4 separate regions of the Homo sapiens genome follow, and regions 2, 3 and 4 are each linked to region 1. The links are chromatin contacts, found by Hi-C or POLR2A ChIA-PET in ENCODE. All regions are on one chromosome and are shown on one strand. Each heading gives the region's core, a stretch centred on a gene start or an enhancer-like site at or near the end of the contact. The rest is flanking DNA. Distances are from core to core; before and after follow the strand shown. Region 1 holds the start of EIF1B-AS1 (EIF1B antisense RNA 1). Region 2 holds the start of EXOSC7 (exosome component 7). Region 3 holds the start of TCAIM (T cell activation inhibitor, mitochondrial). Region 4 holds the start of ABHD5 (abhydrolase domain containing 5, lysophosphatidic acid acyltransferase).

The links. A loop is a pair of places that touch in the nucleus more often than their neighbours do. ChIA-PET counts read pairs that join two places held with the same protein, here RNA polymerase II (POLR2A). Pooled maps may share reads with other maps.
Region 2: a pooled map shows a loop between it and region 1 (6-fold over the local background). The contact joins the promoter of EXOSC7 here to the promoter of EIF1B-AS1 in region 1. A Hi-C loop is called at or near these places in 4 of 50 pooled maps.
Region 3: a loop to region 1 is called in a map of CD4-positive, alpha-beta T cell, with 6 times the contacts of the local background. The contact joins the promoter of TCAIM here to the promoter of EIF1B-AS1 in region 1. A Hi-C loop is called at or near these places in 1 of 168 maps with a recorded cell type or tissue (CD4-positive, alpha-beta T cell) and 12 of 50 pooled maps. POLR2A ChIA-PET finds 5 or more read pairs at or near these places in 1 of 52 experiments (common myeloid progenitor, CD34-positive).
Region 4: a map of naive thymus-derived CD4-positive, alpha-beta T cell shows a loop between it and region 1 (10-fold over the local background). The contact joins the promoter of ABHD5 here to the promoter of EIF1B-AS1 in region 1. A Hi-C loop is called at or near these places in 1 of 168 maps with a recorded cell type or tissue (naive thymus-derived CD4-positive, alpha-beta T cell) and 9 of 50 pooled maps. POLR2A ChIA-PET finds 5 or more read pairs at or near these places in 1 of 52 experiments (OCI-LY7).

What each region holds. Positions count from the first base shown.
Region 1 is chr3:40,308,406-40,310,976 of GRCh38, forward strand. EIF1B-AS1 (EIF1B antisense RNA 1) reads right to left here and starts at 1,293. Exons shown (of 3, transcript NR_033965.1): 1 at 918-1,293. It overlaps EIF1B (eukaryotic translation initiation factor 1B), which reads left to right and starts at 1,302. Exons shown (of 4, transcript NM_005875.3): 1 at 1,302-1,567; 2 at 2,488-2,571. The coding sequence starts at 1,537. LOC124906228 (a long non-coding RNA gene) reads right to left here and starts at 406. Exons shown (of 2, transcript XR_007095876.1): 1 at 1-406. RefSeq lists an enhancer at 1,033-1,392 and a silencer at 1,663-1,712.
Region 2 is chr3:44,974,945-44,977,515 of GRCh38, forward strand. EXOSC7 (exosome component 7) reads left to right here and starts at 1,300. Exons shown (of 8, transcript NM_015004.4): 1 at 1,300-1,390. The coding sequence starts at 1,334. ZDHHC3 (zDHHC palmitoyltransferase 3) reads right to left here and starts at 1,230. Exons shown (of 7, transcript NM_001135179.2): 1 at 989-1,230. RefSeq lists an enhancer at 210-754 and silencers at 977-1,076, 1,197-1,266.
Region 3 is chr3:44,337,498-44,340,068 of GRCh38, forward strand. It overlaps TCAIM (T cell activation inhibitor, mitochondrial), which reads left to right and starts at 1,269. Exons shown (of 11, transcript NM_173826.4): 1 at 1,269-1,337. It overlaps LOC105377055 (a long non-coding RNA gene), which reads right to left and starts at 621. Exons shown (of 4, transcript XR_940782.4): 1 at 208-621. RefSeq lists enhancers at 282-935, 620-789 and a silencer at 930-1,319.
Region 4 is chr3:43,689,641-43,692,211 of GRCh38, forward strand. ABHD5 (abhydrolase domain containing 5, lysophosphatidic acid acyltransferase) reads left to right here and starts at 1,298. Exons shown (of 7, transcript NM_016006.6): 1 at 1,298-1,399. The coding sequence starts at 1,353. It also overlaps a transcript of ANO10 not described here. RefSeq lists a silencer at 1,470-1,949.

The DNA.
Region 1 (2,571 bases), core at 43-2,542:
TCTTACATTTATCAGCTTTTTGAAATTATAGTATTAGACCTAATCTTGCTAGATCTTATTAGTGTATTAATAAAGAAATACACGTTATTAATGTATTTTTTAAATTTCAATATAATTGGTTTCCTTTGTAATCCTATGTACTTTGTGAACTTAAAACTTAACTTCTCATTATTCTGAGAAGGGATTCAGCAGCTTCACAGGATTGCCATGGCACACACAAAAAAGTTAAGAATCCCTAAATTTTAGTCTATCTCTTTGCTTCCAGAAAGCCAACCAAGTTTGACAATTGAACACACCTGCCTGAGTGAGCCAATTCCCAAAGTCTCGGGTTTATTTTTCTGTGCGTGACCTGATAGGAAGATATTACGGTCTGGTACATGACTCCATCAATTAACCTATTTGCTGAGCTCACCTTCAGCTTATACCTGGCATCTTTCCTGAATTCTCTGTTGGGCCTTCTGAGGCACACAAAATGAGCTGACAAGCTGATTTTCTGGTATCTTCTGTTCATACACACCTGGCCCCCACTCGATGCCAGGCCCAGGATTAAGCTGGGCAGTGATTCTCAAGCCTGATCCCAGACCAGCAGGCAGGATCAGCATCACCAAGGAGCTTATGAGAATTGCAGATTTTCAGGTCACACCCTAGACTTCCTGAAACAGAAACTCTGGGGTCTATCAGTGTTTTCTCAAGCCCTCCAGAGACACACGCTTTAGTCTGAGATCCACCGTGCTAGGGAATCGGAGGTCCGTCCAATCCTGGAAAGAGAGGCTCCCATCTCCAGTATTGGTTGAGACTAACACCGCTCCTGCAACTGGGGTTGGAATTTCAATGCAGGTAGTTGCTGAGCGGGGGCCAATGAGTTGAAAGCCGGAGCAAGGGGACTTGTTTTGTTCCTGCACCCCGATTTTACTTACATTACCCGGGGCCTCGAGGGTGACTCATAGAGATTAGCCCTGAGCGTCGACCCCTCGGCGCCGCCACTGCACAGCGAGAGAAGGGGAGTCAAGAGAGACGCTTGAGTCCCTTGACTGTCCTCCCCTACGAGCTCTCTGGGAAGAGAGCCCCAGACCTGCGAACTCTGGGCCGCTCTGCGGCCGCTTGAACACTTCGCGGGTCTTCCGCCCCGCGCTAGAGGACGCACTCCGTGACGGGAATTGCGGTCTCGGCCGCCCCCGGCCTCAGGCTTTCCGGGCTCTGCTGCCTCCAGAAAACTACAAGTCCCAGGATGCTCGGCGCGGGACGGTCACGTGGGAGGGGCCGCGGGCGCGGCTAAATAGTCTCCATCGGCCATTTTGTGCGAGAAGCCGCAGCGCCGCCTCTTCTCTCGCGCCCTCGCCTCTTCCTCCGCCTCCTCCTTCGCCTCTTCCTGCCTCCTCCCGGCTTCCGCCGCCGCCACTCCAGCCTAATCCCAACCCCAGGGCGAAGCGTTTTCTTATTTATTTCCGTTTTCTCGCCACTACAGCCTCCTGACAAGGTGATCCGGGCGGGCCCCGCAGGAATTTTATCCCCTCACCGGCCTCACACTAGTATCGCATGTCCACTATCCAGAACCTCCAATCTTTCGGTAAGATCCCGTCGCCGCCGCCTCCCTCCCTTGCCCGGCGCGCATCTCGGCCTTTTGCCCGCCTGGCCACCGCCCCTAGGGGCCCCCTTTCTGCCCTTCCCGCACCCCTAGTGGGGCTTTGTCTCGGCGCCCAGAAAATGGCGACGGGGCCCCTGGCGACCCCTTCCCCGAGGACAGCGCCGGACTCCGAGCCCTCCTCTCGGAGCCCCGGCCGCGGGCCCTGCGCCACCCCCTGCCCCGTCCTTGACCCGGCTCTCGCCTCCGCTTCTGCCCCTTGAAACCTTGGCGATCCTATTTCGTGGACTCCTAGATCGGCCCTGCTACTTGCAAAGGGTATGCCGGGCCAGGGAAACCAGGGATCGGCGCCCGTTCTCTGGCAGCTCCTGGGGGCACTTAGGGAAAGATGCGGATGCAAGCCTCTGATCTGTCACTGGCCAGTGGTTCAGTCTTCTCTGCTTGCGTAGCAATTTGTTAAATTACGCCTCTTGATATATATGTAATCTACTTTTTTTTTGGCAAGGCACAGTTACGGTTAAATGATTAAGGTGGGCGTATTCGAATGTTTATGTTTTCATCAGAATGTAATCGAGATGACGCACATTTTTATAGCGGCTACAATATTAAGGTTTTCTAAATCTTTTTCTCATTAGAGGACCATATTGAACGATAACATTATTTATCTATAACAGCGTTTTTCTACAATGGACATAGCTGTTCAAATGTTTCTCTTTTTGTGAGAGTATCTTGGGGGTTTTATTAATACTCCACCCCCATCTCCATTCCTACCGGCAAAAACAGCAAAGGCACTAGAACCTTCATTGATGACTGTCTGGATTGGTAGTATAATGTATTTCTGGAAAGTACTTCTTAAAAAATATTTTTCTACTTTGGATTTTTTTTTTTTTTTTATCCATTCGCAGACCCCTTTGCTGATGCAACTAAGGGTGACGACTTACTCCCGGCAGGGACTGAGGATTACATTCATATAAGAATCCAGCAACGGA
Region 2 (2,571 bases), core at 50-2,549, 4.7 Mb after region 1:
ATAGTATGTTTTACTTGTCTTGTGTTCTAAAGGTAGCACAAAGCCTATCTATAGTAGGCTCCCAATAGTTATCTGAAACTGTATTTGAACCCACTATCTGATAAATACCATTTTTTTTTTTTTTTGGCTGAGGGTCCTCAAAAATGGAACATCAGGAAAGTCATCAGAATTGCTTTAACCTGCCCTCCTTGCTTCAACTAATTTGGGTTAACTTTCTCCCATTTATCCACACGGCTCCTTTAAAACTTGCACCATACTTTGTCAGCCCCGCCTTAATGAGTTCCTTTGGTGACCCCAGCTTCACCTTGCAGATATCCTCTCCGGGTATCCAATGCCCATACTCCCACTCGGCCATCGCAAGGGGTTGGGGTTGGCTTTTTTTCGGGCAACTGCTCACAGCTCCCAGTAATCACTTCCATCAAGCCGGGGTTTCCAGTTCCCGCTAGGAAGCGTTGGGGACGTCCGGGCACTGCGCACCTCGCCAGTGCCGGTTACCAAGCGCCTCCTCCCCCGTCTGTGGGACAACGCTCTGGTAAGCACCCGAGGCAAGAGGTCCCAGCAAGGTAATGGGACAGCGTTCGGTCACAGAGAGTGAGCGAGCCAGCGAGAGATATTCCTGGGTGGAGGGGTGGGGACGCCTTAGGACTAGTGTCCCCCATTCCCGGACCCTTCCCACCAAGAACTACCTAGGGAGGGCTGCATCGCCTCTCCAGCCATCCTAGGGACTAGAGAAATGGAGGGGAGAAGAGCAGGGAAACAGCACCCCCGGGCCAATCACGACGTCCGCCCCTCCTTAGTCGGGGTCTCTCTCTCTCTCTCTCTCTCTCTCACACACACACACACACACACACACACACACACGCTCCTAAGTCAACTCCAGCTCTGAGCAACTACGCCGCACGCCTCTCCCACTGGGAGTCCCCCGGCCCGTGAGGCTCGCCTCACCCCAGCTTCTTCACCCCTACCCCAGTTTCCCTTCCCAACTGACCGTGAAGCCGGAGGCAGTTCCCCAGTCCCAGACCCCGGTGGGGCTCCCGCCGCCGCCGCCGCTGCCTTCCCCTGCAGTCCCCAACCCGGGACCCGGCCTCGGGCTTCGGCGATGGCTCCTCGGAACGAGGCGCCGCGGCTCTCTGGACTCGGCCAGACACCGGGCGGCGCGCAGGAGAAGCCCATCGAGCTCTCCCGGCAGTGGCGGCGGCCGCGGCTGCAGGAGCGGCCGCCGCGCAGGTTGATGACGCGCTGACGCGGGGCGGGGGGGGGTGGGACGTGGGGGCGCGGTCCAGAGGAGGGGACGCGCGCAGATGACGTGCGGCTCGTGGGGCAGCTCGGCAGCATGGCGTCCGTGACGCTGAGCGAGGCGGAGAAGGTGTACATCGTGCATGGCGTCCAGGTAGCTACAGCAGCGGCGTTGGGTCGGCCGCCGGGTTCAGCCTGGCCCTGCGGGTCGCGGCCTGCCCTGGGTTTGCCAGTGAGGAGGCAGCCGAGCTGCGGCGACTCTCCGTTTACCTTGTGATTAAACGGTTCTGCTGCCGGCGTTTGCAATTCAGAGCTGGCAACGTGGACGTTTTTAGGACTGTTAGCGCATTTGCAGTTTTGCGGGTCTATAAGATTCCGAACCCGGGCAGGAAGCTTGGGCAGTCTCGGAGGCCTTTTCTTAGTGAGAGAGCATCGGCCCCAGGGCCATCCATTCGGCGTTCGCGCACAGATCTTGTCCGAGCCTCAGTTTTCTCTTCGAGGAAATGGGAGTTTGGAGGTGGGCTTCTGGCCTGCTTTTCCTCACCTCGTGGTTAGGAGGGCGCATGCGAGGTGAACGCACTTTGAAAATACAAATTGCCGTACAAATAAAGGGGGAAGGGTTTTTAAAAAGCGGCTAGGACGCCTGTAATCCCAGCACTTTGGGAGGCCGAGGCGGGCGGATCACGAGGTCAAGAGACCGTCCTGACCAACATGGTGAAACCCCGTCTCTGCTAAAAATACAAAAAAATTTAGCTGGGCGTGGTGGCGCACGCCTGTAGTCCCAGCTACTCGGGAGACTGAGGCAGGAGAATCGCTTGAACCCGGGAGGCGGAGGTTGCAGTGAGCCGAGTCTCAAAAAAAAAGCGGCTAGGCAGCCGATAGCCTAAGTGCTGTTTCCATTTTGCCAATGAAGAACTAAGATCCCTAGGCAGCTATAACCTAATGTCCTCTGTGTTCTATATTAAATCCCTGGTTATGACCACTCCAGAACGAGGGTTGAAAAATGTTGGACCTGGTAACGAGCTACCCTGTATCCTCCTCCGGCTGTGTCTCCACTTGTTAACCTACGGTGTGGTCCTCCTATCAGAGTTCTTCATCCCATCCTTGGCAGAGTTCTGGCGACAGCTCCTACCTCTTTTCCTCATGCCTTTCCTCTGTCAGTACCAACTGCAAAGTCAGTGGTCCCGTGATGTAGCCATCGGATTGAAGCGGCCAGCTATCATTGAAGTCCCACAACGTGAGTTAAGGACATGTCCATTTAAAAATCGTGACCTGCCGTTATCTTCTGGGCCCTTTATATATGAAGAAATGCCAATATTTAGCATATTATGCCTG
Region 3 (2,571 bases), core at 19-2,518, 4.0 Mb after region 1:
TCCTGTGCAAGTATGTGAGGGTAATAAAGTATCTGGATGGTAGGGGACAGGGGTTGATTGGGGCATGGAGCAGATGGCAAGGGGTGCACAATGAGTTTTGACATGCGTGCATTACGGAGATGCATAGAAATTCTAGTTACTTTTAAATTTGGAGGGAAGAAGTCTGGTACCAGATGCTGGCTTTAGGTAACAGGGAAGTCTAGTTACCTCTAAATTCCTCAGGTAAGGAGTTTCTGCCTAAGGATGGTCGGCTTCATGGCCACCAGGTGATCTTTGCTTTCAATTCTATTGGCTTGATTTCATCTGTGGCAGTTTCTGGGGGGAATCAAAATTATAGGAACAAAATAAAACTAACAGTAAAACTTTCATGCTGACTGGGGAATGCTTAACGTTTAAAAATAGGTGCTGAAGGGTCCAAAGCAAACAACACAAGCCGGAAAAGAAATGTTTAAAAGTTAGCTATATTTATACAAGGAAAACCAAAAGAAATACTTAAATGAGACTTTTAAAATTCGAGGCTCTCCACTGAGACTTGTTCCCTGGCGCCAGCTCCGGGAGTTCCGCAGAGCCTCGCCCCCTGCCAGGGCGCCCGGGGCGAAGGACCGCACGGCGCATGCGCGCCTCCTCCAGCAGTCCCTTTCCCCTTCTTCCCCAAGATCCAGCGCGTGCTCGGTTGCCCTTCTCCGTTCCTTGCAGGCCCTTGGGTCAGGACCCACCACCTGCCGGACCATCATTTTCCGAGTCCCTCCGGCCTAGTCGGAGTGCTCGCTCGCGCCTCCTAAAGCTCTCAGCCGAGCGCGCCGAGACCCCTCAGGGCGGCCGGTAAGAAGGCGGAGGGGCGGGGGCTCAAAGCGCGCGGCGAAGGTGCAGCAGTTACCAGGGTGCTGACGTCAGCTAGAGGCAGGGCACCGCGGAAGGTTGAATCCACGCCCTGGCTGTGCGCAGGCGCCGTAGGGGGAAGGCCTGGCACGCTCCAGCCAACCAGGGCGTCACCTGCAGCTCGTCCCCCTGCCCGGGCTTGCCTCGAGCGCCCTGCCGCCGCCGGAGCGGGGAGGGTGTTGGGGGCAGGTGGAGCCGGGAGGGCCCAGCTGAGAATTCAGGGTTGGGGGCTCAGAGGGCACTGCGGCTAGGAGCCCGTCAAAGCCTGTCGCCCACCGGGGCGAGGGCAGGTGGGAGCGCCTGGCCGTGCGTCGCGCGCTGGTTGGCCAGCTGACGCCCCAGTGCGCATGCGCGTCCGAACAGCCCTGCGGGCGGAGCGACTGTCCTCCCTTCTGGTGTACTGGGTGGGAGGTGGAACTAGTCGGACAAAGCCCTCGCGTCGGACCCTTGCCAGAACTGTAAGGAGCAAGAGGGGAGGGGCTCCGGTGGTGCATTCATGCTCCTCTAGGGGGGAAGCGGGGTCGGAGGGGAGTGCTCAGAGCCACCTTAGCGCAAAGTGCTAACTTTTGAATTGAGGCAGTGCCAGGGGACGCAGTATCCGCATCGCATCTACATTTTAACTCGCTGTGAAATGAGAACGCAAAGACGATTTAGGTTTTATTGTTTCCGACTTATATTTTTCCGAGGTCTTTGATTTACGGGAAATTGTTACGTACTAAATCTCATATAGCGAGATTTAGAAAAGGAAGCTACAGAATCTAGGCTAATGTATCTAATAGCATTTCCTGCTTTTGCTCTTTTTCTTTGCCTTTTTCCCCTACTCTAAGAAGTTCATATTCAACTGAAAAGCCATGAAAATTACCGCTTTTGTCCCTCCTTGATATAACAAACTGCTTTCAGAAACCGTACAAGATAGTCACTAAGGGAAGTCACAGTTCAAATGAGAGTGGCATGATATTAATTTTGTTAAAATAAATTACTTTCAAATAAAAGTTGTGCCAAATGGTCAAAGCTCAATCCTGAGAGCTCTATTTGGCACACACTCGGTGTTAGTTGAAAGTAAGCAAAACAAAACCGTTTTTCGTGTACTCTTCCATAATTTGGATTTTTCACTGATTTAGGTATCTTTCCACCAAATTTGGTTTGAAACTGCACAGATTTAATGCCTCACTTAGAACAGATTTTAGGTAAAATTAGAAATTTTCACTTTATGAAACAGAAACTAATATCACTGTTAAGTAGATTAAAGTAGTCATTTACAATGGTTTGTAAATAAATTTTATCCTTCCCGGTCCTCTGCCCTCTTCCAGGAAAGGCACCATTTCCTTAGAGAAGACCTTCCTGAGCTCTCCCCGCCCCATTCCAAGTGTTGCGTCTGGGAGTTTCTCATATTCTGTGCATGTTTGTATTATTGCATTTACTGCGTTGTTTTATACTTATCTGCTTGTGTCTGTTTTTACACTCCCCCCTCCCTCTAAAAGTCTTTTGAGTATTAGAATTGTCTTAATAATTTTCTAGTCCCAATGCTTTACGCAGGACCTGGCCCATAAGTGGTGATGAATGGGTGAGTTAAAGACTCGGTATGCCTCCCAAGTGTGATAAGACAGTGCAACCTCTTCAGTTATTTTATAGCATTTTCCAAGTGGAAGTATAGTGGGCTAAGTGCAGTATGGACAGGAACCACCTATGTAA
Region 4 (2,571 bases), core at 48-2,547, 3.4 Mb after region 1:
CGTGTAGTTGGAAAGATATTCGATAATGTTTATTTAAAAGCTGTAACAATTACACAAGGCTGAGAACCTGAGAGCTAGATGGGTGATAAAGACAGGTTTACAGTGGGGCTCAGAGGAGAGAAAAAGAGGGAGGAGAGTCAGGGAAGGAGAACAATGAACTGAGTCTAAAATAAAGGTTAATATATTCGCGTAGGATCTATCAAAACAGGAGCAGTATTTCAACCCATTGTTTTCAAGCACCTAGAACAAAGTGAGCCCATAGTAGACACACACCAAACATAAATGGATGAGTAGTAGTGGGTGGCAGAATTCCAAAAGCAGGTTGCACCTGATTGCTAAAAGGCTTGAAAACAGGTCAAGAAATACTGCTATTTAGGTTAGTCATTTCACCTCAATAACTCGAAGTACCTAAACATAGACTTTTTTTTTTTTTTTTGAGACGGAGTTTCGTTCTTGTTGCCCAGGCTGGAGTGCAATGGTGCGATCTCGGCTCACCGCAACCTCCGCCTCCCGAGTTCAAGCGATTCTCCTACCTCAGGCTCCCGAGTAGCTGGAATTACAGGTATGCGCCACCGCGCCCGGCTAATTTTGTATTTTTAATAGAGACGGGGTTTCTTCAGCTCAGGCTGGTCTCCAACTCCCGACCTCAGAAAATCCGCCCGCCTTGGCCGCCCAAAGTGCTGGGATTACAGGCCTGAGCCACCGCGCCCGGCCAACACCGACTCTTTTCACCCTCCCAGGTATCTAGAGAGTCGAGTGGGAGGGAAATTGCTGGCTCTGGCCACTACAGTAACATCAGCACCTAGAGCAGTGCTCAACTGACTGAAGGCTCCTGTGAGTCGCCCTCTCCCCCTGGCCCCCCAACCCGCGGGGAAAGGCTGGCGGGACGCCACACAGCACCTCGATTACGCCATTTCATTTGCCACTGCACCATCTATCGGACACTAGCTAGGCTCTTCCAGGACCGGACGCACCTCCGTCCCCAAGGTGCCACCTGACAGCCAACACCGACGGGGTGATGCATGAATACAGTCATTATTCAAATTAGCTAAAACACCTAACTCATTCGGGTGAGTCTCGCCAGTCCCTCTGGGCTGACTGTCCCGCCCCGCGCTTACACCCGGGAGCGTCGGGCGGGAGAACTAGTGCATGCTGGCTGGGGATGGCGGACGCAAAGCCGGAGGCAAGGCCGCGCACGCGCAAACGCGGGCGCGCCGCCGGGCCGTGCTAGTGCGCGGAAGACGCATGCGCTGGCGGCCTGCGCCGCCTTAAGTGCCGCGCCAGCCCGGGGCGGCCCAGTCGGCCTGTCAGCCGGCTTCGAGATAAGTCCCGGCGCTTGCGCGGCGGCGGCTATGGCGGCGGAGGAGGAGGAGGTGGACTCTGCCGACACCGGAGAGAGGTAAGCGCAGCCGGCAGGGGGCTTCGTGTGTCTCCGGCGCGCACCCTCCGCGCGGGCCGGGTTAGGGCCCAGCGGGCAGCACCAAGGAGTCGCCGCCCGCCTGGCGACGACGGGCGGCTTCCTCGACCCTCCCCGGCATGAGTCCGCGCGGCGCCCAGAGGCGTCCCGGCGCCGCTCTGCCTGGGAGAGGCTCCCCTCAGCGTCGGGGCCCCGAGGTGTCTGAGCCGGACTCCGGCCGCGCCGGGAGGCCGCCTTGACCCCGCGCGGAGGGTCCGCCCCGTTGTTGTATAAGCCACCCCGCGGGCCGGCGACGGAGCTGGCCGCGGCGGCCGCACCGGCTCGGGCTCTGCCAAGGGACCCGGCCTGCCCCAATGCCGCCGGCGGGCGGTGCCCGGTCGACCCTGCACCTGACTGCGAGGCGCGGGAAATGACCGGGTCTGTCAGCCTCCCATCGCGGCTTCCGTCTACAGGTACTACCTGTGCTCTGTCCAGCCTCAGCCACTGGACGATCCTTCCCGTAGCCGTAGGAAGGGGCGGCGCTTCCTTGGAGGGGATATTAGAGGCCCGAATTCGCCCGGGAAGCGGCGGGAGGGCGGGGGTGCCGGGAAGGAGGGAGGGGAGAAGGAGTGAGGGAAGTGGGTGTATGGCTGTGAGTTTCAGATACTTCATAGAAAGAAAGTTAGCCCTTAAGATAGAGATACACGTTCAAATGTCATAATTCATCTTTCGGATGAAGGTCTTTGGCTTGCAAGCTCCACTGTCCCTTATTTGTTTGCGCTTCTGGGATTATTCTGGCTTTACTGGCGAAGTGTGTGTTGCATGTGCCTTAGAAGAACACACATAATGTATAGGAAACTGTGGAAGTTGGAGGGCAGATGTCTAATGTGAAACTTTTTTATATACAGGTATAGTGAGTTTATTCTTTTCTACACCTAAATGACTTCTTGCACTTGTTAGTAGAAGAATAGTAGTTAATGAGTGGAATAATTAAATTGTTATGGAGGTTATTGCCTTGTTTCTCAAGGCCTGTCGTTTGTATTGGAAAGTAAACTTCCCCCATATATATTTAATTTTTTGACGTCGGTTCTACTTCAGACGTCTGGAGAAATTTGCCTAGGAAACATAACCTAAATGATAGAATATGGAGTACCATGAAGACAGGGATATTTGGA